Regions from separate parts of the Homo sapiens genome. Here region 2 is linked to region 1. A link is an interaction called in ENCODE POLR2A ChIA-PET data of the cell type or tissue named here. Cell type or tissue: IMR-90. All regions are shown on one strand. Each heading gives the region's core, and the rest is flanking DNA. Links, peaks and the distances in the headings are about the cores only. Region 1 overlaps GORAB-AS1 (GORAB antisense RNA 1). Region 2 holds the start of LOC105371610 (a long non-coding RNA gene).

Evidence for each region. ChIA-PET counts read pairs that join two places held together with the same protein. Peaks named below come from ENCODE experiments on the same cell type or tissue, not always from the same donor. Only the 100,000 strongest peaks of a DNase experiment are listed, where the experiment ranks them.
Region 2: POLR2A ChIA-PET joins it to region 1 with 5 read pairs; 7 of 35 experiments call an interaction of 5 or more read pairs at or near these places.

What each region holds. Positions count from the first base shown.
Region 1 is chr1:170,515,562-170,531,095 of GRCh38, forward strand. The region is part of intron 1 of GORAB-AS1 (GORAB antisense RNA 1); the gene reads right to left. Among named protein-coding and RNA genes, the nearest start is that of GORAB, 8.8 kb to the right of the region's middle. RefSeq lists a silencer at 3,554-3,754. In IMR-90, for the core only: no CTCF peak of the experiment used is centred there; DNase peaks (open chromatin) are centred at 5,230 and 6,450; H3K27ac peaks cover 788 bases.
Region 2 is chr1:170,627,675-170,643,208 of GRCh38, forward strand. LOC105371610 (a long non-coding RNA gene) reads left to right here and starts at 13,239. Exons shown (of 4, transcript XR_922277.2): 1 at 13,239-13,429. RefSeq lists enhancers at 3,658-4,157, 11,069-12,268. In IMR-90, for the core only: no CTCF peak of the experiment used is centred there; a DNase peak (open chromatin) is centred at 6,857; H3K27ac peaks cover 998 bases.

The DNA of each region.
Region 1 (15,534 bases), core at 4,419-9,418:
TGATAAGGTGACTAAATCTTGTCAAAACTGTCTCAGAAGGTCTATGCCCAAAGTAATGGTATTAGTCCATCTTACTCAGTTAAACATTTTTTCCTGTTAAACTTGGGCCTTTATAACTGATTGCTCCCATATTGCATGTTTAACAAATATAAAGTCATTCCTCTTCAGTAGTCTCCTGGAGCTGGTTGATGCCACTGGCATCAGCTGGTAAGGGGTGATTGTACATATCTCTTCTTAACTCCACAATTCACGTTTACACTATGGAAACCAACAATCAAATTTTTTGTTTTCTTTCTGGAGAGGCTTTTATTAAACATTACCAGCACATCACTGCCCCTAGTCTAAAAGAACCAGCCTTCACAAAGTCTCAGAGTTAGAATGCCCACAATATCTTTTATAATCGTAGCCCATACCAACAGCTAGTATTAGAGGCTATCCTGATTTGCATATATCAAAGAAATGTGGTGTTTAAAAAAACGGCAAAACAATTGGGTTTCTATCTGGAATGTTCATATTTGTGAATCTAGCTTTTTGTTCTGGTTTAAAATGTGAGCATAAGTCTTTTCAGTTGCAACAGTAACTACTGTAATGATGCTGTTTGATGATTCCTTATATCAAATTAACTTGAAAATATTGATACATGATGTAAGTACCCTTAGAAATTCAGTCTAATTTATTCAAAGAAGTTTAACTACAGAACATTTTATTTTGTTCTGGAAATCTTATAAAGGCATTTTGCCAAAAGCATTAAATATTTGATTTTACTTGTTAAGATTTGTAGGAACTCCTTTAAATTTATTATAAAAAATAACAGCTACAGCAACACATTTTCCCCTTCATTAAGGTAGTGAAAAAAAGAACTTTAAGAGCTTTTCCATAAAAATGCTCTAAAATATTCCATTAAAATTAAAAGGCAACTGCCATATCACACGTGGTCAGATTTAACTATTCATAGTTATTTTAGGTATATCAGCCCCCAAAGACCAAACTACCTGAGAGTCCAGCTGTGTTCAAAGTAGATACGGATCTACAGAACTCAACCTCTACAGTGGGATAGGGCTGGCACAAACAGTTGTTAGACCAGAGAAGAAAAGAAGAATTCTGAGTTCGATATTAGCATTCGACTCCCTGAAAAGCCTCACTTGATTACAGGATTATTGTTAAGGAAACAATCATCCCGTGATGATCAGGGAGAAATCTATGATAGAGCAAGGAGCTTAGAACAAAAGCCCAATTCCAGCAGTATTAGCCATGTGATCCCATGCCAGCAATGGTGAATTGAGAATCTTAGTATCAAGTAATTTTCTAGGTTGTGGGAAATAATTGCATTTCAGTTGAAATCTTAAACTCTCATAATTACAAAAAGTATCTTTAAAATACTACAACCATATGCATATTTGTTGTTAACTATTATACTCCTTCTGGTATGGTTCTCCTTGCCTAGTTTTGTTTTATAACAATATTTATGCATTTTAAATATGGTTTAAACATTAGTGGCCACAAAGATACATAGCTCCATGCATAAGTAACTTATTAATGTATTTTGTAGGGTGGTCCATTATACATATATTTAATTAGCTTTGGAATCAGATGTTAAATATTTGTTTTAATGTCCCGAACATCAACAAATAAAAGTACCCTATATTTTTCAAGAATTTATTATTGATTTTGAACTTAAATCTTAATCTTTTACCAGTATCCTTGTTAGGGTCACCCAGAACCCCAACAAACTGACATAATGTACTTTCACCTGAGTACCAGATGCTGATGTCTTTGGAATCTTATTTTTTGGTATAAAAGGGAGTTATCAAAAAAAAAAAAAAGGTAAGCTAATGACCACAATTTTTTTTTAAATGTGGACACAGTAAGACAGTAACTAAGAAAAAAAAAAAAAAGACTTGCCAATAAATGTTAACATTTCACTTTTTGAACCAGTGTTAGACACAGGATGTACGAACAGGAATATTTTTGTTTTGTTTGCTTTGTTTGTTTACAGTCAAGTAAAAAGTACAGGGCTTGAAACTATACATACCTGGGGTATAATTCTGGCTCCTCCATTTACTTATTTGCTTGACCCTGAGAAAGTCACTCAGCTTCAAGTAACATCTGTTTCATCAGATTTTCATTCAGACCCATCAAATACTGAAAAAACAAAAATAATAGACAAGACTTTCCTGACCTTATTTACATAAAAACAGCGCCAATGATGAATAAAGGGCAATGGTAACATTGGATTAGGCCATTGCCTTTCCTTGGAATATCCCTGTTAAGAACCTCTCAACCTTTGCTTTAGAATGATTTCCTACCATTAAGTACGGCTATAATGTTAATCCTAAAAGTGAAGGATTTCTTCAAATTCACACACACCCCATCACTACTTGTTTGCAGGCCAGTGGCCATTGGCTTTTCTTTCACCTAAACGAAAGAAGGAGCCATTTCCAGTCTACTCGCCTACTCATTTACTGTGAGCTCAACTCTGTTATTTGGAAAGCTGCCATACATTTATGAGAGCCTAAGGGATATTAGATGATTGTCATCTTTCTCTTGTTCCCTCGCCCCCCTCCACCAAATGCCCTGGCAAGGTTGCCGCACCTGGACATGGAATTCCCTGGAGAGTCCCTTGTTACCAGAATTGTGGAAAACTTGGACCGAGTTCAGAGAAGAGCTACTAAAATGGTTAAATGACTGAGGGGGCCAATTTATAAGGAACTCAGAAATGTTTGGTTAAGTGGTAATTACCCTAAAAAAGGTGTGGTGACTGGCATTAAGTTTAAATTCCAAGCCATACTTGGCAAGAGGCCTTCTTTCAGGCAGCCTCCACATTCAGAAATAGTCTGAAGAAGGAGTAGAATCTTACTTTTGCTTGAGCCTCCAACCCCTGCACAGGCTGCTTGGGTGGTATCCACATGCCAAGTGTAGTAACCTCTATAAACAAGCACAGAAGGCAACACCACTAACGCAGAAAGCTCATTTAAGACGACTGAAGAATGCTTAAAGGAAAGTCTTCCCAGGAATCAGGAAGAATAAGCCTGGGTTGTGAAAAGCCAGTCCCTACATCCCAGTTAAGCACCTATCACACCCCACACAGCCAATATCTGCTTGATGGGTGGTATCATTTAATAAGAACTGCTGGCTGAGTCCAAAGTGTACAGGTCTGTCTCAAATACACTGCTGGGAATATGGATTCCATTACCTGACAAGAGTTTCTACTTGACCAAAGAGGAAAACCTAAGAACAGGTATAATCGTCAAGAAAGCAGAGTGAGAAAATTTCTTATAACAGCATTTTCCAAAATGTCTTCTAGGTGATGTCAGTATGTGTTATACAAATTAAAAAAGAAAAGAACCTAAAAACTGGAATAAATGAAGTTAAACCTTGTGTGTTTATGATGTGTTTGTTTTTATTAACAGTAAAACCCCTCAGAGCCATTAATATGCCGAAGCCTATAGTGTGTCACTAAGAAGGGTAGAGTGTACACTATTTCCTAAATTCAGATTGGGCATGGAGTGCTTTATTCCAGAAGCACGGACCTTTGTATTCACTGTATTCACAGCCACTTCCATAATACCTTTTACAATGCTGCATTCAGTAAATGAGCAATGAAAATGAATGAGTCAGCCTAGGCTAGAACACAGGTCTTAAATCCCAATCTACTCCTCTTTCCACCACATTCATATTCTAGTTACGCTTTACTTACAATGAATCTTTTCACTCTATATAAATGAAATTAAATTTGTTAACCAGAAGCAGACTGACCTGAAGCTACTAAAGCTCAAGCTTGTGGGCCTCTCATCAGGCTTCCTAGTCCCAATAACTCAGTGTATATTTACAGTGCTGCATTTACTTTTTACTTAAGGAGGCCTCACAAAACTGTATAGCCTTCATGTCCTGCACAACCTGCTGCTATCATATAAAATGAAAATGAGTTTTCACCAAATGTCTAAGTTGTCACTGAGATGACTGAACTGAAATTATTGATGATATTATGGATGAAAATATACTCTGGATTACTCAGGCTCATCTTTAAGAGATTTCATACTCCTGTGTAGCTGAAATGTAGATTCGAATAAGAAATAAATCTGAGTTCATTCTTTCTATACTCTTCATAATTATATTAGCTTCAACCATCTCTTTTTTTTTTTTTTTTGAGACAGGGTCTCACTCTGCCGCCCAGGCTAGAATGCAGTGGCACAATCTCGGCTCACTGCAACATCCACCTCCCAGTTCAAGCGATTCTCCTGCCTCAGCCTCCCAATTAGCTGGTACTACAGGCATGCGCTGCCATGCCCGGCTAATTTTAGTAGAGATGGGGTTTTGCCGTGTTGGCCAGGCTGGTATCGAACTCCTCACCTCAGTTGATTGCCTGCCTTGGCCTCCCAAAGTACTGGGATTACAGTCAAAAGCCACCGCACCTGGCCCATCTCACTTCTTATATGCCTCTTAAGATGTTTATCACTTCTACTATTCTGTTGTTTCTTAAATTAACACCTTACCCAAAATGGTCTTTCTTCCAATCTCCCCACCCTTCAAAATTTTAAGACTATAAATAGTCACTATGAAAACATCACATTGTAAATATTACTACAATTCCTTCTGAAGACCACCAGAAGCTTCTGAATCATTTTTTTCTATGTAGTAATGACTGACACTTATAAACCTGAATCTATAGTGCCGCGATTTGGTGTTCTACTTCAATTCTTTAAAAACTTCACTTATATTAGCCTTGTCTTTTGAAATTTCCTGTTGGCTGCCTGAGATAAAATAATTTCCAGCCTAATCTTCATCTTATCTCCTATCCATTTGACATTATGCCTTCAAAATAATATTTTATTATTTAATCTAAATGAAGAACACTTGATTCCAGAACATTAAATCAATAACATTAACAGACTGACCTTTGTAATTCATTTTTATCATGATTGATAAGCCAGTTTAAGCTTTCACTATAGCTACCCAAAGCTTTGCAGATTCCTTCTAGACTATTCAGAATTTAACAGGATATTCTAACAACCACACACAAAAACATCACTTCCAACCTGTTTGTGTCTTAGAGCAAATCAGGGTTTTACTCCCTCATTTTTTCACAGCAAAAATTACAAAATTAGAAAACTGAGCACAAATGCCAAAAGTTTTACCTGCCTCTCTTTCTTTCCCATCATCTTACTGAGTTGGTGACTATGAAAATATGCTGAGCCCAAAATAGCAGTTGTGTACTGCCAGGTCAGCCTTAGTCATTTCCAAGCCAAGGGGGAATTGACAGATACCCCCTTTACAAGTCTAGTGTTTGTAAATATCAAATGAAATGACTTCATTCAGTCAATTATTTCTGGAGAAAGCTGGCAGAATAATGTGGTAATTAAACTGAGGACTGATGGAAACTATTAAACAGGAGGGCTATTTTGCCTGGCAGTTCTAGTTAATGCTTTTTATGTGTTTTTGTTTTTTAAAAATGCTTGAAATACTAGTTCACTTAAATGGAATTGCCTCTTCATTGAAATACATATTTAAAATGTTCCAGTGAAGACAGCATAAGTAAAAGACAGGAGAAACTCAATTTTCTTGTATCTTCTGAGTCATCAGTATGATTTCCTTATTTTAGATGAAATCAAAATGCAACTGTATTCAAATGTAAGTAGAACATAACCATATCCCAAAGCCAGAACACAATATAGTCAAGACTCAATTGCCTGGGTGCTGGGTATTCACTTCAGTCTGAATATGCTGTCTACAGCGTATGTTTGCCCAGTCTAGTCTAGTCTCCCTTAGGCTCCTCTAGCTGGCCACCAGCTTGATTCATCCATCCATCCACTCATTCATTCAACAATATTCAGCCACCATCTCCAGCACTGTTTCTAGTTACCTGTAATGCAGCAGTAAAAAAAAAAAAAAAAAAAAAAGTACTTTCCCACATATCTCTCCTGCCTACCTAATAGTTATGCACTCAGGGACAGACAAAAGTTCTAACAAAAAAGAACAAATTGGAATCCGAAAGCTATTGGAAAAGATCTCTGAATGCTTCCCAAAGGAAAATGCAAGCTGTTAAATTACTTGTAGCTCTTCATTTTTAAGTGATTTACATACAAATAACCACCATTTTCCCAGTCTTTGATGAATGGATACAAAGGTTTAAAAAAGGGAAACTTTTAATCCATTGGTAATAGTCTGAGAATGGATTAAGAGAAATTGGCAAAAATTAAGAATAACTTAGGAAAACCAAGCCAGAAAATTCCAAGGTAGAGGGAAACTGGAAGAGTTAATAACTAAAAACAGCTTCTGCTACACTTCATAAATATTTCTCATTTTTCTTTGTTAGAATACATATTTCTATCATATATTTAATAGTATGTGATAAACAAGCATACTGAATAAATAAGCATATTCTTTTGAAAATGCAAATATCATGGGGATGTGGAGTTAAGGACCATTAGTCATCCACATTCTGCTCATATGAGCTACATAAACATTTAATGAAATGTTTGCCCAGTTCTTAGCAAGCTTAGAAGTAATATGAAAGTAGATAGTAGTAGTTAAAATTGTAAATTCTGAAGTTATACTGCTCAAGTATTCAAGAGCTAATATTTGAATTCTAGCTCTATGACTAACAAGCTGTGAAAGCTTGGACAACTAACTTAATCTCTTGGTGCCTCAGTTTCCTCATCTACAAAATGGAATAATAGTTGAAACTTTGCTGGGACTTGCCCTTTTGACAAAAACAGAGTAAGTAACAGGGACTTAATTTATGTTTCCTTCTAAACCCAAAATAAACAAATAAATAGAATAACAATAGTTTTCAAGAGACAGGATATCAGGCAACCAAGGACAGTGATCTCTAAGAGATGAGAAAAAAATTGAGGCAAGACCTATGATTTCCCCAGTTGACTGCCTTGAGAGTCCTCAGGCCACAGCATGTGGCAGGGGAGGGACTGGACAAATCCTAGAGGACTCCTACTTGAGGAGGTGAAGCTCAGACTGCAAGAAGAGCAAGGAAACTAGAATTTGTATGACGAGGTATCAGAAAGGAGTGAGCTGCATAGAAGAAGAATCATGGAGACCAGCAGACAGTCTCCCTCAAGGTGATCAGCACATATAAGTGAGGAAACTACATGAGCCAGAAGCTATGATTTGACTGTTTGTCCCTTCCAAAACACATGTTAAAATTTAATTGCCAACAAAATGGTTTTGGAAGGTACAGCCTTTAAGAGGCGATTATGTCACAAGGGCTCCATCTGCATGGGCGGGTTTAATGCCTTTATAAAAGGGCTTCCAGGAGTGGGTTCTCCCTTGCTTGGCCCTTCCACTCTTCTATCATGTGAGGAACAGTTTTTCTCCCCTTCAAAGGACGTCATGTTTAACAGCCATCTTGGAAGTGAACACCAGGCCATTACCAACACCAAACCTGTTGGCACCTTGACCTTATATTTCCCAGCCTCCAGAACTGTGAAATAAATTTCTATTATTTATAAATTACCCAGTCTGTAGTATTCTGATATGGCAGCACAAAATGGGATAAAACACCAGGGAAAGAACTATGCAAAAACACCAGACCAGGCATAGTGCCTGTTCCCATCAATCAGACTGGAAACCTTTACAATTCCCAGAGCATTTGGTAGAGTATTCAGAAGATTCTTGCATTAGTAGCAGGAAATAATTAGTCCCTGACTAATCATTGAATAATTAGTCCTTGACTAACCATTGCTTTGGTTATGTCACAAATTCCAAAATCAAGGCTCAAAAAGATAAGCCTATTTTCAAGTAACTTAAGTGTATCTCAGAACAAAGCTCAAAAATATTTATAGGAAAAGAAAAATAGCTAGCACCCAACAAGGTAAAACTGACAATGTCTTGAACCAAACAAAAGATTACCAGTCATGCAAAGAAGTAGGAAAATAAAAATAATGAGTAAAAAGATTAATCAATTGAAACTTACCTAGAACTAACATAGTTATTAGAATCAGCAGACATGGATATTAATATTTGTCATTCCTGTATTCCATATGTTGAAAAGATATAAAAATACCTTAAATAATCAAAGATATAAAAACTATCTAAATTGAATATCTTGAGATGAGAACTACAACGTCTGTAATAAAAAAATATACTAGATTCAATTAATAAAAGATTAGACATTAGAGAAAAAATTATTAAAAATATTAGTGAACTTAAAGATGTAGCAATAGAAACTATACAAAATGAAGTAAAGAGAGAGAAAAAGATGTTAAAAATGAAATGACCATCAGTGAGCTACAGGAAAACTTCAAGTAGCTAACATGTAATGGAAGCCCCAAAAGAAGAGGAAAAAGGAAGGGAGAACAATAATATATTTAAGGAAATAATGGTCAGAAAACTTTCAAATTTGATGAAAACTATAAACCCAGACATTCAAGTATCTCAAAGAACCCGAAGTACAAAAAGAAAGAATGAAAGAAAGAAGAGAAAAAGAAAGAAAGAAAGAGAAAAGGAAAGAAAGACAAAGAGAGAAAAAAAGGAAGACAGAAAGAGAAAGAAAAAGAAGAAAAAAAAAAAAGAAAGCAAGGAAGCTACACACTATACCATGGTACATCATATTCAAATTGATCAAAAACAGTGATAAAGTAAAAATCTTAAAAGACAGAGAAAAAACACCCATTATGTAAGGAGCAAAGGTGATGATACAAATTTCTCATCAGAAACAATGCAAACTAGAAGAGTGGAAGAGAATAAAGTAATTTTTTAAAAAAAGTTAAACTAGAATTTTATGTCTAGTGAAATGTCTTTCGAAAACTAAGGCAAAATAAAGACTTTTCCTACAGATGAAAGCTGAAAGAATTAATCAGCAGCAGACCTACACTGTAAGAAATACTAAAAAAGAAAAAAAAAAAAAAAGCCCATCAGGTAGAATGAAAATGATGCCTGGTGGAAATATGAATCTACACAAAGAAGTGAAGAACACAGGAAATTTTATCTACATGTGTAAATATATATTTTTATTTAAATCTGTTTAAAAGTTAACTTACTATTTTAGCAAAAATGATAACATTGCAGTGTGGATTTTAAGACATACGTATAAATGAAAGGTATGAAACAATAGCATAAAGGCCAGGAGAGAAAAAGCAGAGGTGTATATTTATAAGGTTCTTATAGTACATGTGGTATGATACTACCTGAAGATAGACTATGATAAGTTAAAAATACATACCAAACCCTAGAGCAATTACTAAAATAACAAAACAAAGAATATAGCTAATAAGTTTATAAAGGAAATAGATACAGTCATTAGAAAAAGGAAAGAGGAAAAAGATATACCAAGGCTAATATTTAGCAAAAGAAAGTTACAGTGGCTATATTAATATCAGATAAAGTAGATTTCAGACCAAAATTAGGGGGAAGAAAAAGATCATTTCATTATGATAAATGAGTCTAAGAATCAAGAAGACATACAAACACAAACATTTATTCACCTGTTATTATTATAACAGAGTTTCAAGATACATGAAACAAAACTGAGATAACTGCAAGGATTAATGAACAAATCTACAGTTATAATAGGATATTTCTCATCTCTCAATAAATAATAGTACAAGGAGTCAGAAAATGAGTAAGGCTATAGAGGACTTAAAAACCTAATCTTGGGAGGCTGAGGCAGGCAGATCACCTGAGGTCGGGGGTTCAAGACCAACCTCACCAACATGGAGAAACCCCGTCTCTACTAAAAATACAAAAATTAGCTGGGCGTGGTGGTGCATGCCTGTAATCCCAGCTACTCAGGAGGCTGAGGCAGGAGAATCACTTGAACCTGGGAGGCAGAGGTTGCAGTGAGCTGAGATCATGCCATTGCACTCCAGCCTGGGCAACAAGAGCGAAACTCCAAAAAAAAAAAAAAAATTAAAGGGAAACTATATTATGAGACATTTAAGAAGTCTTAATAAATTTAAAAGGATTTAAATTATACAAATTAAATTTTGATGACATGGAACTAAAAATAGGAACCAATAAGAGAAAGTTCTCCAGAAAAGCTCCAAAATATTTGGAAACCAAATAACAAAATCTCAAATAATCCATGAATCAAAAAATCAAGAGGAAATAAAAAGGAATTTTGAATTGAATGAAAATAAAGACACAGTATATCAAAATTCATGGGATGCTGCTACAGTGATAGTTAGGGAAAATTTTATTGTATTAAGCACTTATTTAGAAAGGAAGAAAAGTTTTAAATTAATGAACTCAGTTTCCACCCTAAGAAACTAGGAAAAGAAAAGCAAATGAAATCCAAAGAAAGCGGAAGAAATACAACAGTAAAGATTAGAACAGAAATCAATAAAATAGAAAGCCAATAAACAATAGAAAAGTTCAACAAAACCAAAAACTTTTTGGAGAAAAATTAATAAAACTGATAAACCTCTAATGACAGTGACAAAAAAAATTTTAAAGAGAGAAGACACAAATTACCAATATCAGTAGAGAAGCGAAATCACTACAAAGTCTACAGATATTAAAAGAATGATAAGTATATGAGAGGTCTCCATGCCACCCTCAGGTTTGATGATTTGCCAGAAAGACTCATAGAACTGAGAAAAGCAGTCGTACTCACAGTTACAGTTTATCACAATGAAAGGATTCAGATTAAAATCAGCAAAATTAAAAGACACGTAGGGAAGAGTCCAGGAGAAATCAGGTGTGAGCTTACAGCTGTCCTTTCCTAGTATATTTGTGTGGACAGCACTTAATTCTCCCAGCAATTATGTGTGACAATGCATACAAAGTATTGATTGCTAACCAGGAAGCTCACTTTGACGTGTAGGATTCTTATTGGGGGTCAATCACATAGGCAGAGAGCACTCATACAACTAACTTTAGCTACCCAATCTCCAGCCCCTCCAGGCATCAAACTGATACAGCATGGCGCAGGAAGACAAACAAACAAAAACAGCCATTTACTGAATCACGTTGTTAGCATAAACTATCTGGTAAGGCCAAAAGCCCCATGTACATAAAGATGATCTTATTAGGTGGGATATTCTAAAAGCTTGGAGCTTATCTCCTAGGAGCCAGTCAAAGGCTAGTCTTTTCTTGGGCAAGTGCAGGGTTTGAGCATCCCAAGTCCACTAAGTTAACTCTTTACTGAGCAATAAAAGAGTATTATAAACAACTTTATGCCAATACATTGAAAAACTTGGATAAAATGGACAAATATCTTGAGAGAAAAAACACCAAAGTCACTCAAGAAGATTATGTGAATAGCCCTGTATCTATTAAAGTTATTAAATTTGAAGTTAAAAACTTTCCCACAAAGGAAACTCCAAATGACTTCACTGGTAAATTCTATCAAGTATATAATGAATATCAGTAGCACAGTCAGCCAAAAAATTTGAGAGACTATTTCTCAACTCATTGTGTCAGAATATTACCCTGATCCCAAATCAGACAAAGACATTACAAGAAACAGAACTACAGACAGATATCCCTCATGAACATATGTAAAATTTCTAAATAAAATATATTAACAATTAAACCCAACATATAAAAAGGATAATATATCATACCTAAATGGAGTTTATCCCAGAAATACAAGATTAGTGTAACACTGGCCACTCAATGCAATTGACTATATTAACAATATGAAAGAGAAAAATCATATGATCATCTCAATAGACTCAGAAAAAGCATGCATCAAAATCCACTATCCATTCTGAGAAAGGTTCTCGGAAAACTAGAAACAGAAAGGAATTTCATAAGCTGTTAAAGGGCATTAATGAAAAACCTAAAGTTAACATCATGCTTAATGGTGAAAGGCTTTATGTTTTTCCCTTGTGATCAGAATCAAGTCAGGGTATACAATCTCGCTTTTTCTATTCAACATTGTACTGGTGGGTCTAGCCAGTGCAATAAGGCAAAAAAGGAAATAAAAAGCAACTAGATTAGAAAAAAAAAGATGTAAAACTGTTTATTTGCAGACATGATTGTCTTTGTAGACAATCCAATGAAATCTACCAAAAAATGCGATTACAACTAATATATTTGTTTATTGTGGTCAGAGGATACAAGATCAACAATGAGTCCATTTTATTTCTATATTGTCTTAGCTCATTTGGCTACTATAAAAAAAACCTTAGACTAGATAATTTACAAACAACAGAAATTTATTGTTCAGTTCTAGAGGCTGGGGAGTCCAAGACCAAGGTGTTGGCAGATTTGGTGTCTGGTAACGGCTTGCTCTCTGCTTCATAGATGGAATCTTGTTGCTCCATATTCACATGGAAGAGGCAATCCGACTCCCTCAAGCTTCTTTTATAAGGACACTAATCCCATACATGAGGGCCCTGACCTCGTGATCAAATTACCTCCTAAAGGCCCCACCTCTTAATACTGTCACATGAAGATTAAGTTCCAGAATATGAATTTTGTGAGGTATACCAAAATTAAGACTGTAGCAGGTATAAATAACAAACTAATTAAAAATTGAAATTAAAAATAACGCTACTTATAATAGCATCGTATTTTAAAGTAAATCTGACAGGTGTGCAAGACTTACTGTTTTGAGAGCCCAGAGCTAAACTGGGGTTGTAGTACCACAGCAACCCTGACCTTACAGGAAATGAAGGGGAACTAGATATGGGTGTTTACAGAGTGCCTTTCATGGGATACTTCTTTTACCTGGTAGACATCCTAGTTGTCTGACCCACAACCAGGGGGTCCCTCACAGGGTGATCTCTTTTATACTGGCAGACACCCTTGTGGCTCTTGTCTGACCCACATCCACTCAATGCCTTTCTGACCACTGCTCTGGCACTGGGAGTCCAACCTGTGTTTCTCCAGGGCAAAACTTGGTCTGGGGTAGCCCCATGTTCTCCAGATGGAAGGCACAAATTCAATACACAACCACAATAGGAAATAAGTTCAAAGATTTTTACTTACAGATCCTGAGTAAGGAAGGCATAAGGGTTAGAAAGGCAGTCCTATATCCCCAAGTCGTAGGTAGAAATGAAGAGTCAGGCAAAGGAGCAGGGACAGGAAAGGAAGAGAGGCAACTGGCAGTATAAAAAAGGGAATTGGATGGGTCACTTTACATTCGAGGATAAATGCTGGTAAAGCAAGGAGCTCAGTCTGTAGACAGAAGAGATGAGAACTTTTAATTAGTGCTGTAAAAAGTTATAAAAAACATAGAAGTGGGCGGGTGCTACTTAGATAGGGTGGTCATAGAACGTCTATGTGAATATTTAAGGCCAAAGCGTAAAGAAGCAGGAAGAACCAGCCAGACAAGGGAAAGATAATAATTAAAGGACAGCATTTGGGAAAGCTCTGGGTAGGTAGTAGAGGATAGTAGAAAAGAGAGTCTGGTGTATTCCAAAACCCCAACGAATGCCAATTTTGGCTGGATTATAGTGAGTGCAGAGTAAAGGGAAAGACAGCCTAATGATCACATAAGAGAGGTAGACAGGGGTGAGATCATGTAGGAACATGCAGGAACTGGGATTTTATTCAAAGTGTGCTGGGAAAGCATTTTACTGTTTTGACCAGGCTACAGACACAATTAGTCTTCATTTTTATATTCTAGGCGCTCTGATGGAGAATCAACCAGAGATATTGTCTAAATTGTCATAGGTGGTCCCCTTCTATAAACACATAAAGATGCTAAATACTGTATAACATGTTCTTATTTATGTAAACAAAAAATATATATCACAGAGCCTAAAAGAAAGCAAAGAAGATGTTGAAAGGGGGGGCCTCTACCTAGATATAGGTCCTGGGGATTGGGATTCCTACACATAATTTGAAGACAAGATTGCTGAAATAAAGCTGAGTCTAGAAAAGACAGACCATATGATCACAGAGGGTTAGAAAAACTCCAGGCACAGTGGCTCATGCCTGTGATCCCAGCAAGTGGGAGGCCCAGTTGGGCAGACCGCTTGAGCTCAGGAGTTGGAGAGCAGCCTGAGCAACATGGCAAACCTCGTCTCCACAAAAAAATATAAAAATTATCCATGCATGGTAGTGGGCACCTATAGCCCCAGCTACTCTGGAGACAAAGACATGGAAGGATCGCTTGAGTCCTGGAGACAGAGGTTGCAGTGAGCTAAGATCATGCCACTGCACTCCAGCCTACGTGACAGGGTGAGACCCTGTCTTTAAAAAAAAAACAAAAACACAAAAACTTAAGACTGTTGCTTTGGAAAAGCAGTAAGGAGGCTTGCTATCTGTGAGTAATATTATTATGTTTTTTGTTTACATAAAAACATATAACATGTTTTTATTTACATAATCAAAAAATACATCATAGAACTTAAAAGAAAGCTAAAGAGATATAGAAAGGGGGATTCTATGTAAATATAGATCCTAGGGATTGGGATTCCTTCACATATTTGAAGACAAGATTGTTGAAATAAAGTTGTGTATAATTTGTATACATATAAAGGCAATTAAAAAATACTGAGACCTGAGTCCTATATCATATATGGGGGTGGGACCCAAGAACCAAATTTACAGTAGAAGCTGAAAAAATTACCTTAAATCTGGATTAAAACAACTGAAACTTTAGGACCAATAAAACCAATCTGTAGAGACACTTTCTTAACTCAAGGAAGAGAAGACTTCTGCAGAACAAAGAACTTTGAAGATAAATTCCCACTTAAATATTACACAACATTTGAAGAAACTAGCCACCATGAGGGAGAGCCAACAGAAACAACAAACAGGAGATTTAGAACCTAGCAAACTGGAAATTATAACTTTTATACAGACGGATTTTATTATCTTTTACCACGTGTCACTTTCGCTTTGGTTCTCATTAAGGGCCAATGCAAAACCTTTTAAAATATCCTAATTTACATCTTTATTAAGATTACGGATAATTTTTGAAATTCCCCCAGAGTGAACTAAAGAACATTTATGTATAAAATTCAACATGGGGCACACAAGGTGGTTTACTGTTATTAGATGAACTAGATGGCGGTTGCCTGCAACTAGGAAACTGAATTAACTACCAGATTGCCACTGATCCCCATCTACTACTTTGGAGCTAGATAATCTATAACTTGAATATACGTAGTCTATATTCAGTCTATATTCAGAAACTGGTGGTAACTGTCTCCTCCAGGCATTTTGATTGTTTAATATTATAAAAAATGAGTACATATTTAAAATGACGCATCTGCAGCATCCCCAAATTTCAGAAACCACTTTAAGTTTTAAAAGCTCGGATTTACATGGGAAATTCCAAACATCCTTCACTTTTTATCACTTACTAAATCTGAAGTACTCATTTCAACTTTTCTTGACGTGTTTTATTTTGTACTTTACTCCTTTCTTTCATTTTGTTTAAAAATATCAACACACTAAAGCCAAAGTATTTTAAAATGTAAGCCAAGATGAGGTGTTTTGTTGTTCTTACTGCAAAAATAGTGAAAGAGAACCATGAAAAATAGTATAACTAGGTCTCTCTTGAATCATCCTTATCTATGTGTATTTTGACAACGCTTGCATCTTTTAATCTTTGCAACCATATTTCAAATGAGGAAATGGGATCTCAGGTTAGTGTTCAAGGCAGAACCCGAATTACGG
Region 2 (15,534 bases), core at 4,418-9,417, 110 kb after region 1:
CCATGTCTTTACTATTGTAAATAGTGCTGCAATAAACATATGTGTGCATGTGTCTTTATAGTAGAATGATTTATATTCCTTTGGGTATATACCCAGTAATGGGATTGCTGGGTCAAATGGTATTTCTGGTCCTAGATCCTTGAGGAGTCACCATACTGTCTTCCACAATGGTTGAACTAATTTACACTCCCACCAACAGTGTAAAAGCGTTCCTATTTCTCTACAGCCTTGCCGGTGTCTATTCTATTGTTTTCTGACTTTTAAATAATTGCCATTCTGACTGGCGTGAGATGGTATCTCATTGTGGTTTTGATTTGCATTTCTCTGATGATTAGTGATGTTGAGCTTTTCTTCATATGTTTGTAGGCTGCATAAATGCCTTCTTTTGAGAAGTCTCTGCTCATATCCTTTGCCCAATTTTTGATTTTTTTTTTCTTGTAACTGTAAGCTCCTTGTAGATTCTAGATATTAGAACTTTGTCAGATGGGGAGATTGCAAAAACTTCTCCCATTCTGTAGATTTTCTGTTCACTCTGATGATAGTTTCTTTCACTTGCAGAAGCTCTTTAGTTTAATTAGATCCCATTTGTCAATTTTGGCTTTTGTTGCCATTGCTTTTGGCACTTTTTTCATGGAGTCTTTGCCCATGCCTATGTCCTGAATGGTATTGCCTAGATTTTCTTCTAGGGTTTTTATGGTTTGGGGCTTTACATTTAAGTCTTTAGTCCATCTTGAGTTAATTTTTGTATAAGGTGTAAAGACAGCGTCCAGTTTCAGTTTTCTGCATATGGCTAGCCAGTTTTCCCAGTACCATTTTCTGAATAGGAGATCCTTTCCCCATTGCTTGTTTTTGGCAAGTTTGTTGAAGATCAGATGGTTATAGATCTGTGGTGTTATTTCTGAGGTCTCTGTTCTGCTTCATTGGTCTACATGTCTGTTTTGGTACCAGTACCATGCTGCTTTGGTGACTGTAGCCTTGTAGTATAGTTTGAAGTCAGGTAGCGTGATGCCTCCAGCTTTGTTCTTTTTGCTTAGGATTGTCTTGGCTATATCGGGGGGTGGGTCTTCTTTGATTCCATATGAAATTTAAAATTGTTTTTTCTAATTCTGTGAAGAATGTCAATGGTAGTTTGATGGGAATAACATTGACTCTATAAATTACTTTGGGTGGTATGGCCATTTTCACGATATTGATTCTTCCTATCCATGAGCATGGAATGTTTTTCCATTTGTTTGTGTCCTCTCTTATTTTCTTGAGCAGTGAAGAAGTCCTTCACATCCCTTGTTATCTGTATTCACATCCCCTGTTAGCTGTATTCTTAGGTATTTTATTCTCTTTGTGGCGATTGTGAAGGGGAGTTCATTCATGATTCGGCTCTCTGCTTGCCTATTGTTGGTGTAAAGGAATGTTTGTTATTTCTGCACATTGATTTTGTATCCTGATTCTTTGCTGAAGTTGCTTATCAGTTCAAGAAGTTTCTGGGCTGAGATGATGGGGTTTTCTAAATATACAATCATGTTATCTGCAAGCAGAGACAATTTGACTTCCTCTCTTCTTATTCGAATACGCTTTATTTATTTCTCTTGCCTGATTGCCCTGGCCAGAACTTCTAATACTATGTTGAATAGGAGTGGTGAGAGAGGGCATCCTTGTCTTGTGCTGGTTTTCAAAGGGAATGCTTACCACTTTTGCCCATTCATTATGATATTGGCTGTGGGTTTGTCGTAAATAGCTCTTATTGTTTACATGTATGTTCCATCAATATATGTTTATTTAGTTTATTTATATGGTTTATTGAGAGTTTTTAGCATGAAGGGATGTTGAATTTTATCAAAGGCCTTTTCTGCATTTATTGAGATAATCATGTGGTCTTTGGTTCTGTTTATGTGATGGATTACATTTATTGATTTGCATACGTTGAACCAATCTTGCATTCCAGGGATGCAGCTGAGTTGATTGTGGTGCATAAGTTTTTTAATGTGCTGCTGGATTTAGTTTGCCAGTATTTTATTGAGGATTTTCGCATCAATGTTCATCAGGGATATTGGCCTGAAGTTTGTTGTTGTTGTCGTTGTGTCTCTTCCCAGTTTTGTATCAGGATGATGCTGGCTTCATAAAATGAGTTAGAGAGTAGTCCCTCCTTTTCAATTGTTTGGAATAGTTTCAGAAGGAATGGTACCAGCTCATCTTTGTATTTTTGGTAGTATTCACCTGTGAATCTGTCTGGTCCTGTTTGTTTGTTTGTTTGTTTGTTTGGGAGGCTATTAATTACTCCCTCAATTTCAGAGCTTATTATTGTTCTATTCAGGGATTCAATTTCTTCCTGGTTTAGTCTTGGTAGAATGTATGCATCCAGGAATTTATCCATTTCTTCTAGATTTTCTAGTTTATTTGTGCAGAGGTGTTTATAGTATTCTCTGATGCTAGTTTGTGTTTCTGTGGGGTCAGTAGCGATATCCCCTTTATTATTTTTTATTGTGTCTATTTGATTCTTCTCTCTCTTCTTCTTTATTAGTCTAGCTAGCGGTCAATCTATTTGTTAATTTTTTCAGGAAACCACCTCCTGGATTAGTTGATTATTTGGAGGGTTTTTCGTTTCTCTATCTCCTTCAATTCGTCTCTGATCTTAGTTATTTCTTATCTTCTGCTAGCTTTTGTGTTAGTGTGCTCTTGACTCTCTAGCTCTTTTAATTGTGATGTTAGGGTGTCAATTTGAGATCTTTCTAGCTTTCTGATGTGGGCATTTAGTACTATAAATTTCTCTCTTTTGGGTTTTCAACATTGTATTGTTGATTCTTTCTCATCTTCGTGAGTTTGTCTAGTTTCGGTCTTTGAGGCTGCTGATCCTTGGATGGGGTTTTTGTGGGGGCTTTTTGTTGTTGTTGATGATGCTGTTGTTGTTGCTTTCTGCTTGTTTTCCTTTCAATGGTGAAGTCCCTCTTCTATAGGGCTGCTGAAGTTTCTGGGGGTTCACTTCAGGCCTTATTTATCTGATTCACTCCCATGTCTAGAGATGTCACTCAAGGAGCCTGGAGAACAGCAAAGATGGGTGCCTGCTCCTTCCTCTGGAACCTCTGATCTCAAGGGGCACCAACCTGTTGTCAGTAGAATTGCTCTTGTATAGGGTGTCTGACAACCCCTGTTGGAGGGTCTCACCCAGTTGGGTTAACAGGGAGCAGGACCTATTTAACAGAGCACTTTGTCCCTTGGCGGAGAGGGTGTGTTTCACTGGTGGGGGGAACTGACTCATCTGGGCTGCCCGAATTCCTCAGAACTACCAGGAGGAGAGGCTAAGTCGGCTGGTCTGTAGAGACTGAAGCCACCCCTCCTTCTAGGGGCTCAGGCCCAGGGAGATCCAAATTCTGTCCCTGAGGCTCTGGCTGGAGTTATTGGAGATCCTGCAGGAAAGCCCCGCCCACTGAGGAAGGATGGGTCAGAATTAGGCCTGAAGATGCACTCTGACCGCAGGCCAGCTGGTGTGTTGGGCTGTGGGGACAAGTGTTGGGACTGAGCCGTCCAGCCTCCCTGGCTCCAGCAGGGGAAAAGCGCAGCCTGGAGCTATAGAAATGGTTGCTGCCCTTCCGCCACCCAAAGAGCTTAGTGTGTTAGGCAGCTGTGAGTCCCAGTGCTGGTTGCTGCCCCTCCCTAAAGGAGCTCAAACAACTTAGACAGCAGGCAGCCACAGCCGGTGCTGGTCGCCCCTCCTGCTGGGAGTTCGATAGGCTTGATCAGATTCTAGCTGAGAAGCTGTAAGAATCTGTGCATTCTGGGGTGGGGGTGCTAGGCCCTGGTGGACTGGGTTCGCAAGTGGGATCTTCCGATCCGTGGGTTGCACAGTTCCGTGGAAAAAGCAGTTTCCCCGGCTGAGTAGCGTGCTCACTCACTGCCTCCCTTGGCTGGGGGGCGGCGATTCCCCTTCCCCATATGGCTCTCAGGTGGGCCGCAGCACCACACTGTTCTTCCTTGTCTCCATGGGTCATGCCAGCCCTCGAGTCCATTTTGATGACAGAACCTGGATACTTTGGTTGCCGGTAAAGGATTCACAAGCCTATTATGTTTTATTTTTCAATGAGAGCCTCCTAATGCTGTTGCTTCTTGTCAGCCATCTTGGCCCTTCCCCCAGCCCCCGTCCCCGTCCCCCATCCCCGTCGTCCCCAGTCCCCACCCCCGTACCCCGGACCCCCACCCCCGTCCCCCCCCACCAATGTACCACCCCCACACCACCAGTGTAATTCTTATTCTTACTTCTTTATAGGTAAGGTGTTTTTTCCTCTGATTTCTTTCAAGATGTTCCCTTTGTTTTTAACTTTCTGCAGTTTGAAAATTATATGCCTAGATGTAAATTTTGGTTTTTTATCCTACTTGTTCTCTGAGCTTTCTGTATCTGTGGTTTGGTGTCTATCATTAACTTTAGGAAATTCTCAGTTAGCATTGCTTCAAATATTTCTTCTGTTCTGTTTTCTCCTTATTGTCCTTCTGGTATTCCTATTATGTGTATGTTATACATTTTGTAATTGTTCCACAATTCTTGGATATTCTGTTGTCTTTTCTTCTCTTTGTATTTCAGTTTTAGAAGTTTCTATTGACATTTCTTTAAGCTCACTGATTCTTTCTTCAGTTGTGTTCAGTTCATTGAAGTGCCCCTTAAAGGTATTCTTCATTCTTGCTACAGTGTTTTTGATTTCTAATATTTCCTCTTGATTCTTTTAAAAAATTTTCTCCTTTCTGCCTACATCACTCATCTGTTCTCACGTTGTCCATTTTCTCCACTAGAGCTCTCAGCATATTAATCATAGTTGTTTTAAATTCCCAATCTAATAATTCCAACATCCTTGCCATGTCTGACTCTGGATCTGATGCTTGCTCTATCTCTTCAAAAAAATTTTTTTTTGTCTTTCATTGTGCCTTACAATTTTATATTGGAAGCTAGACATGAAATACTGGGTAAGTGGAACAGAGGTAGATAGGGTCTTTTTTGTGAGGCTTTACGTTTATCTGACTAGGAGTTAGGCTGTAGCTGTAGGTGTCAGAGGTTAACATTTCCTCTTGTGTTTTTCTATTTGTGTTTCTGGTTGTCTCTGAGTTTCCTTAGAGATTTCTTCTTAAATAAAGTCTGACACATCCAGTTCTTTTAGTTGTATTCCCCAATTATTATACAAGAGCCCTATTGGTGTGATGGTAAGGTGTGTGGCAAGAGTAAGTGTTCCACAGTCCTTTGATGCAGTCTTAGGCTTTTAGTTAGCCTGTGCTCCTGAGCTGTGAGCTTCATGAGTGCTTCTCAATTTTTCCTCCTCTTTGGTGAGTAAGACTGGCTAGAGGTAGCTGAAGTAGAGTATTTCTCTCAGGTCAGTTAGGTTCTGATAAGACCTCCAATTGATTAAACTCTGGTAAAATAGTTTTTCATGAGAGTAGGCCTGTTTGAGAAGAACAAAATAATCTGGGCAAATTTTAAATGGAAACTTTCCCCATACCCTTCAGGAAACAGAAGGGTTTTTTTTTTTGTTTGTTTTCTTTTTTTTTTTTTTTTTTGTTACCAGATATTCACTGTGAAAACCTGGTAGGGCTTCTAGATGTAAAACTCACAAAAGAATAGGGGCTCCCCTAAGATTAGGCCCCCTAGAGTTTTTAACTCTCAAATTTGTCCACACTGAGCTGCCAACAACTTGTCAATTACAGTTGAAATCTTCATATCTTGATACTGGTTCTTGCAGAAGATTTTTGCTTCTGGTCTGGTAATTGTGATTTTCTGTATTAACCTATTTCTCTATTTTGAGTTTGCCCTGTGACCTCAGTTTTCTGAAGGATATAAGAAGAGTGTTTATTTTCAGTTTGTTCAGCTTTTTTTGTTGTTGCTTTGTTTTGAGGATGAGAATGACAATTTCCAAGTAGCTTACATACTGGAACAGAGACTAGAAGTCTAGTTTGTGATATAAAAATTTATAAATACATGCTATTGCATTTGGCTAATTGCTCATCCCCTAAGAAAAGAGTGAGCATTCATTTGTCTATCTGTGCTTAGATGACATTGATTTTAGTTTCTTTATTTTTTTCTTTCTTTCTTTCTTTTTTATTTTTTGAGACGTGGTATGGCTCTTTCACCCAGGCTGGAGTACAGTAGTATTCTCATGGCTCACTGCAACCTCAAACTTCTGGGCTCAAGTAATCCTCTTGCCTCAGCCTCTTGAGTAATTGGAACTACATGCATGTGCCACCATGCTCAGCTAATTTGTTTTTATTTTGATTGTAGAGATGGGGTTTTGCTGTGTTGCCCAGGCTGGTCTCAAACTCCTGGCCTTAAGAGATCCTCCTATTTCAGCCTCCCAAAGTGTGGGGATTACAGGAATTAGCCATGCCATCTGCCTAGATGACACTGTTTCTGAGAAGTGAATAATAATATTCTGATGTTTTCTATAATTTTGTGCTTAATTTCAATTTCACTATGTCAGATGAGTATTGGCTTTTAGCAATACTGCTTATATTCAGTGTAATGTGAGAACTGTTAAGTAGTCAGTAGCTGCTTAACAATCTAAAAAGAATTCTCATTCTGGTAAGCCAAATGCCATCAGATAACTTTTTCTGGTAGATGATAATGCCACTCTGAAATGTCTACTTTTTGTGGAAAAAAAGTATGAAATAAATTGAGTGGTCCTTAGAAAGCTGGCATTTGTTTCTAAAAACAATTATTTTTGATTTGGCACATCTTACATGCGTGACTACAATGTAGACTAAGGCATGCAGGCCCTGGGAAGGCAACTGCAACTTCCAATTTACTTTTTCTCTTTTTACCACAAAATCTACTGCTTTGATAGAATGGAGAGTCTTTCATTGAGTCATCCTTTACTAATGCTATTAATGAGATGTCAGTGATGTACAAGCAGCATATGGACTCTAGAAAGCAGACTCTCAATGAAGCATTGGGAAATTCCAGAGGCATTATATTCTAAACTGAAGAGGTTTAAGTCATATTGTTTTCAGAAGATGAAAATAGCTATGGATAAATTTTAATTGGGTAAAGTTTCACTGAGTCTTTTCCCCAGCAAAACAATAAAAAAGCCATTGGCTAACTCTGGTGGTCTCCCTTTATGCTATTAGCCATGATATTAGTCTTGCTTGTTACTGACTGTGTGTAAAGATGTAACTGGTTTGAGAACACTTGTACCTTAATTGTGCTCCTGGAAACATATTTTGTGATATTAACATACCCTTTTTCTATTTTCCACCTTCCCTTCTCCACATTGAAGGTTGCTAGTCCTCCTGTCATTACTCAGGAATGATGATACAGGGCAAGGAAGGAAGCAAACACAGATCAAAGTCATTCTGTCCATTGTTTCTAAAAGCCCAAGCTTCAGAGGAAATGATTGGTTGTGGAGTATGCTGAGGAGGCAAAAAGAAGGAAATTCTATAGCATGAACAAATGGAAAATTATTTCCATTAGGGTGAAAATCACCCTGCCCCTTTTGAGCTAGTGGGTTGAAAGAAAAGAAAGAGATTTGTGAGCTGTTAGAGTAGAAGAGATCAACATCCTGCTTCTCAGGGCACCACAGGAAATGTTCTGAGACCTCCAAGAGGACCTGGCTGAGCAGTTCTTAGGCAGAAGAACACACAAGCAATCTCATCAAGAAAGGGTCTGTGCTGGAAACATTCCAGAAGTAGTAGGAATCTGTTGGTCCTGAAAGGGTCATGTGGGCAGAAGACATTTCCATGGCTATCAATGTGGCAGAAAGACTGAAGACAAGGTGCCTCACCCCTAGTCTTCACCCTGTATAAAATCTAAAATCTGTACTATAACCCAGAATGGAGAAGTCCAAGAAATATTAACGTTTATGTTTTTTGTCTCATGTGTTGCAGTCTTAAAATAGGAATTAAATTGATTTGACAGGGAGGTTGCAACATTTCTTTCTGACCTGAATTTGTAGAATGGCAACACTTTTATTAGATTCTTATGCTCTTTTTAAAAAATTTATTTTCCCCCTTAAAGAGTGCAAACTTAGCATTCAAGTTGTTTTGAAGAATTGTTTCTCTAGCTCTCTTTTAATAGAATTCACCATCTTCAGAAACTTAATAGACATGGAACATGGAAGTCTTTAGCAAAATAGACTTTATTGCTGCAAAAACTACTTGGAATTAAACCCAATCTAAATTACTTCAATATAAAACGAAAGGAAAGAAAAACCAAAATGAGAATAAATAAGGAGTTCAGAAGGGTCAAAGATGGTAATATTAAATAATATTATAGTCCCCTGATTATGGACAGTGTCACAACTTGGCCTCGTTTTACACCATTGCTACCGCAGCTCTCCTCTTGTTCAAATGTTTTTTCTTTTTTTTCCCTTTTTTTTTTTTTTGAGACAGAGTCTCTGTTGCCCAGGCTTGAGTGCAGTGGCACTATCTTGGCTCACTGCAACCAACCTCTGCCTCCCAGTTTCAAGCGATTCTCATGCCTCAGCCTCCCAAGTAGCTGGGACTACAGGAAAATGCCACCATGCCCAGCTATTTTTTTTTTTTTTTGGTATTTTTAGTAGAGACGAGGTTTCACCATGTTGCCCAGGCTGGTCTCAAACCCCTGAACTCAGGCAATCTGCCCGTCTTGGCTTCCCAGAGTGCTAGGATTATAGGTGTGAGCCATGGTGTCTGGCCTCTTGTTTCAGTTTTTGGTTGTTTTTTTTTTTTTCCTTCTTTAAAATCTCCTGACCCAAACATCATTATTGTTAGGGACATCACATAAAAAATTACTGCAATTATTGGCATTTCAGCTTAGGAATTATTCCAAGTTTCTGATCGCTCTGGGCTCTTTGAACCCCATCATGAATGGGTTCTCTTAAATCTCCAGTCTCCCTTGCTTTTGGATCTTGGCTTTCTCATCTGTTGGTTGCCCAACCTCAGACCATCCTTATTGTTTTGGGTTGAATTGTATCTCACCCTCCCTCCTCAAAAGATATGTTGTAGTCTTATCCAGTGCCTCAGAATATGACATTCGTAAAGGCCTAAAGATGGAGTATTCATGGAGATAATGAAGGAAAAATCACTGGTACCCAATATGACTGGTGCCTTGCAAAAAGGAGACAGAAATACATAGAGGGAAGACGATGTGAAGAGACACAGAGAAAATACAGCCATCTATAAGCCAAGAAGAGAGGCCTGGAACAGATCCTTCCCTCACAATACTCAGAAGGAATGACTGCCGTGGACATATTGATTTCAGACTTCTGGTATTCATCGCTGTGAGACAATTAATGTCTGTTGTTTAAGCCACTCAGTTCCTGGTACTTTGTTATGGCAGCCCTAGCAAATGACTACACTGATCCTCACCTGACACTACCTTCTGTTAATTGTTCTTTGGCTTCAAGCACTGAAGCCAAAGGCAGGATGCCGCTACCCTATGGAAACACAGCAGAAAAACAACACACGCTCCTTACCCTTCACTTTTCAGGAGAAGTAAACTGGATAGCCACCCCGTGGGCTTCAGAAATATTTTTGCTATATAACTATATCTATTTAATAGTAATGATTAGGATTAGTCTCTTTCAAACACATAATTCACTATTGCATTAACTCATAAACATTGTCAAGGGTATTGTTCACAGTATCACCCATATATCTAAATAAAATCCTACGTAAGAAACATCTTCTGAAATTCAGTGTTTCACAATTTGGTGATACCTATAAAACTTTCAAATGTAATGATAATCCATGACCGAGCAATTCTACATGGCTCTTAGGTAGGCAAAAGCTTGGAGTGTTTGTGGAATATGAAAAAGGCCAGCCTTAGTCTTTAGGTGCTTCAAGATATGGATCTTGGCCAGGCAGCGTAGCTCATGCCTGTAATTCAGCACTTTCGGAGGCCGAAGCGGGTGAACTGCTTGAGCCTAGGAATTTGAGGACGGCCTGAACAACATGGCAAAACCCCATCTCTATCAAAAAATACAAAAATTAGCCAGGCGTGATGGCACCTGCCTGTAGTCCCAGCTACTGAGGGGGCCGGACACTGAGATGGGAGAATCACTTGAACTCAGGGTGGGGCAGAGGTTGAAGTGAGCCCTGGTTGCACCACTGCACTCCAGCCTGGGTGATAGAGGAAGACGCTGTCTCAAAAAAAAATAATAATAAAATAAATTTTAAAAAGGATATTTCTGGAATAGTCTGTTCTTCATCTTAGCGAACAATCAAGGTTACAGCAAAGTGAAAAATATTCCTAAAACATAAAATGCACTCCTGTAATCCCAGCACTTTGGGAGGTTGAGGCGGGTGAATCACCTGAGGTCAGGAGTTTGAGACCAGCTTGGCCAGCATGGTGAAACCCTGTCTCTACTAAAAATACAAAAATTAGCCAGGCTCAGTGGTGGGCCCCTGTAATCCCAGCCACTTGGGAGGCTGAGGCAGGAAAATCGCTTGAGCCTGGGAGGTGGAGGTTGCAGTGGGCCAAGATTGTTCCATTGTACTCCAGCCTGGGTAACAGAGTGAGACTCCATCTCAAAACAAAACAAAAAAACAAAAAACAAAACATAAAATATTTTCTGTTTGGCCCTTTTGACTCCTTGGAATTTACAATGTTTAGACTGAGGGTTTCAGTTTAATGTAGACCTCATCTATACCATATATGTGTGACCCTTCACGTTATGGGTCCTCAAATATGAGATTAAGGCTAATGATGCTGATATGATCAAGTTAATAGGGCAGAGGCAAACATCAGGTATGTCTTTTCAAAGAGTTCTACAGCATAGCTGAGATAGCCCTCACCCCATATATATGGCCATGATGATGGGCTGTTTGTGAATTATTTTTTGTGTTGTCATTTTTTCAACTGACAGGTAAAGATTGTATACATTTATGATGTACAGCATGATGTTTTAATATATGTATAACTTGTGAGATGGCTAAATTGAACTATTTAACATATGCATTACCTTACTTTTTTTCTTTTTTTTGAGATAGAGTCTCCCTCTGTAACCCAGGCTGGAGTGCAGTGGCACAATCTTGGCTTACTGCAAGCTCCACCTCCAGGGTTCACACCATTCTCCTGTCTCAGCCTCCCAAGTAGCTGGGACTACGGGCGCCTGCCACCACGCCCAGCTAATTTTTTGTATTTTTAGTAGAGATTAGGTTTCACCGTGTTAGCCAAGATGGTCTCGATCTCCTGACTTCGTGATCCACCCGCCTTGGCCTCCCAAAGTGCTGGGATTACAGGCGTGAGCCACCGTGCCTGGCCTACATACCATTTTTTATGAGAACCTGTAAAATCTCTCCTAGAAATTTTTAAGTATAAAACATATTGTTCTTAACTGTAGTCACCATGATATACAGTAGATCTCTTAAAGTTATCCCTGTTGTTTAACTGAAATTTTGTGTTATTTGACCAATATCTCCCCCAATAAGCATCATTTTACTCTCTGTTTCTAGGAGTTAGACTTTTTGTTTGTTTGTTTGTTTGTTTTAGATGGAGTCTCTCTTTGTCACCAGGCTGGAGTACAGTGGCACAATCTTGGCTCACTGCAACCTCTGCCTCCCGGTGAGATGTAAAGCCAGCTGGACTTCCTGGGTCGAGTGGGGACTTGGAGAACTTTTCTTACAAGAGGATTGTAAAATGCACCAATCTGCAGTCTGTAGCTAAGATTGTAAAACGCACCAATCAGTGCTCTGTAGCTAGCAAGAGGTTGTAAAATGCACCAATCACTGCTCTGTAAAAACGCACCAGTGTTCTGTAGCTAGCAAGAGGTTTGTAAAATGGACCAATCAGCACTCTGTAAAATGGACCAATGAGCAGGAGTCTAAAAGTAACCAATCACGGGGAGGATTGAGAAAAGGGCATTCTGATAGGACAGAAACAGGAAATGGGGGGATACAAATAAGGGAATAAAAGCTGGCCACCCCAGCCCGCTGCAGCAACCCACTTGGGTCCCCTTCCATGCTGTGGAAGCTTTGTTCTTTCGCTGTTCACAATAAATCTTGCTGCTGCTCACTCTTTGGGTCCATGCCATCTTTAAGAGCTGAAACACTCACTGCGATGGTCCACGGCTCCATTCTTGAAGTCAGCAAGACCACGAACCCACTGGAAGAAACCAACTCCAGACACACCAGGTTCAACTGATTATCCTGCCTCAGCCTCTTGAGTAGCTGGGACTACAGGTACATGCCACCACGCCCAGCTAATTTTTGTATTTTTAGTAGAGACGGGGTTTCACCATGTTGGCCAGGATTATCTCGATCTCTTGACCTTGTGATCCACCTGCCTTGGCCTCCCAAAGTGCTAGGATTACAAGGCATGAGCCACCATGCCCGGCCAGTTAGACATACTTACACTCATGTGTGAATGAGGACATTTGGTACTTATCTTTCTGTGCTTGGCTTATTTCACTTAACATAATGTCCTCCAGATTAATTCATGTTGTCGAAAATTACAGTATTTTCTTCCTTTTTTAAGGCTGAATAGTATATATTTTGATTTGTAGTTGTATATATGTTTGATTTGTAACTGACTACATTATTGTGGCTATATACTATATTTTCTTTCTTCATTCATCTGCTGATGGCCACTTAGATCGATTCCACATCTTGGCTATTGTGAGCAGTGCTGTAATGAACAGAGGAATGCAGTTATCCTTCAAGAGTCTGATTTCATATATGCCCAGTAGTGGGATTGCTATATCATATGGTACTTCTATTTCTAATTTTTTGAGGAACCTCCATACTGTTTTCCATAATAGCTGTACTAATTTACATTCCTACCAACAGTGTGTGAGGGTTCCCTTTTCTCCAGTCTCACTGGAATAAGCCAGTTTCCTGAGGCTTGGTTGCACCAGGGCCAAGAGTACTTACAGTTCAGAGGGGGTGAGCAGAGATTAAGTTGGTGCAAGTTTTTTAAAATGAAATATAAATTAACAAATATGAATTATTAATATGAAAACTGATGCCTTATTTTACACCAAGAAGAAACAAACACTGTGCACCTGCTTCTGTAATCCTTATGTAAGTGAAGGAAGTGCTGTGCTTTAGACTTTATTGTGGTTTCTTTGGCTTCTATCTGCCCCCAAAGAAAACAAATACACACACAGCTGTTACAGCACTTGCTTTCTGCTCCAGAAAAGGGTAAGTGTGGAATAGAAATATTGGGTGCCTTCAGACATTGCCTAATAACTAAAAAGTGTCAAGCAGCAGGACTCTCCTAGTTCCCAGTAAGGAGGCACTAATTCATTATAAAAGCAACCCTGCACCTGCAGTGATAGCTGTTTTATGCTCATCTGTGTACTGGAGGCTGTCCTTGCATAACTGTGAGTCTGAGGCTAAGGAAATAACATCACCACTGTGAGCCTGGAGAAAGAATGCACAATGGTGATTCCAAAACCAAAGGAGACAGATTTTCAGTCCCACTGGGATAGACCAGTTTCCAAGGCTTGGTCCCATCAAAGCTAGAAGTGCCTTCAGTTCAGCGGTGGTAAGCAGAGATAAAGTCAGTGCCGTTTTTTTTTTGTTTTTTTTTTGTTTTGTTTTGTTTTGTTTTTTAATGAAGTGTAAACCAAAGACTTGAGAATTCTAGGCCATGCCTATTTAAAATTCTTTCAAAGGTCCAGGCAGCTGCAATACAATAGGTGCTTGGCTGAAGTTGACAATGCCAGTGAATTTAACCTTTCTTTCAACTGTTTTCTCTCATTGTCATTATTGGTGGTTTTGATGAAGGATTAGGTGATATATGGAGAATATCTTTTGGGCTTTATTTTAACACATCCCATTGGTAAAAGAGAGATGGACTGTCCTTTGACATTTCCTCTAGAAAGCTCTTGTCTTTTCTTTCTACTATAAATCAAGTAGTCTTGTAATGATTTTAAATATGAATTATTTGACATAAAATGAAGATACTAATTACAAATTCTATGAAGCATTTTACAGAAACATATTTACTGGTTCATCCAACCAACTTTGATTGATCCCTGAGAGCCAACTACAGATTGTGCCAAACACTGGGAGAACAGAGATAATAAAAACACTCCATACCCAGAAGAAACATACATTTTAACAGGGGAAAATAGACATGTGAACTAATAAAAGCAATAGAATGTGATATATTCTATGATATGAGGGTAAACTATGATTCAACAGGGCCCAAAGATGAGAGTGATCAAAAAAGATTTCTAGAGGAAGTAAAGTTTGAGTCAATTTCCTGAAACAGGACCAAATACAGGTTTTCAGGAGAAGGACAGATTCTCCAAGCAGGTAAAACTAAAAATGTGAAAGTAGAGTCTGAAATAGCCTGACACATTTATACAGCTGAAGATAGATTTGATCAGAATAAGGGTGCAACTCTTTATTTATTAAATAAGTTCCTTTTAGTAGTGAACAAGATATGTTCAGTCCATGCCCACAGGAAGACTATGTTACAGTAATGAAGGCAGATTTTAAAAATTACTACGTGAATAGATAAATAATATAATTACAAAGTATAAGTGCATATAAAGAAAAAGAAAAGTGGGGGCTGAGATAGAGAATTGGGCAAAGAAGATGAGAAGGGACAGAAGTATTCCTTAAAGTTCAGGAAGTGTTTTTGTGAGAGGTGGCTTTGAAACTGACACCTGAAGCATGAGCAAAAGCTAATCTTTAGCAAAGCAGGTGAGATAACCATTACAGACAAGTAAAGGGCACAAGCTAAGTCCCTGATACATGAAAAGGAAGGTAGGAGGTAATGCTAATCTAGTCAATGTAAGGAAGTGCATGCCATCACTATACTAAGATATTTATGCTCTCTTTTACTGGCAATAAGGAACCACTGGATAATATTAAAAGAGACAAATATGATAATATTCTTTTTAAGAAATCCACTTTGTTGGCATGGTGGAGAGATATTAATCATAATGAAACCAGTTAGCAAATTACTGCAGCAGCCCAGTCAGTGGAGACAGAATTGAGGCAAACAATATTAAGGAAAGAGAATTGAAAGGACTTAATTTCTTTTTGGATATAGTATTTTTTTTTTTTTTTTTGAGACAAGGTCTCATTCTGCCACACAGGCTGAAGTGCAGTGGTGTGATCACAGCTCACTGCAGCCTCTACCTCCTGGGTTCAGGTGATCCTCCCACTTCAGCCTCCTGGGTAGCTGCTACTACAGGCATGCACCACTATGCCTGGCTTTTTTTTTTTTTTTTTTTTGCATTTTTTGTAGAGATGAGATCTCACTATTTGTCCAGCCTGGTCTTGAGCACCTGGGTTCAAGCAACCTGCCCGTGTAGGCCTCTCGAAGTGCTGAGATTACAGGTGTGAGCCACTGATCCCAGCCCTGGGTAATTCCTTTCTATTTGCTTTATTTTGCTTTTACTTATTGCTTATAATACAAGAAATGAATGTAAATTTGGAAGAAATAAATAACCACCAAACAAAAAATTATACAATTAAATCATGAAAAATTCCAACACGTGCACTTTCTTCCAGTCTCATTTCTATGCAAATATATAATTTATAAACATGCTTGCCTAATTTTTTCACGTAACACCTGTACTGTGAATATCTTTCCAAATCAGCAACTCCATTGACTTCATTATTTTAATAGCT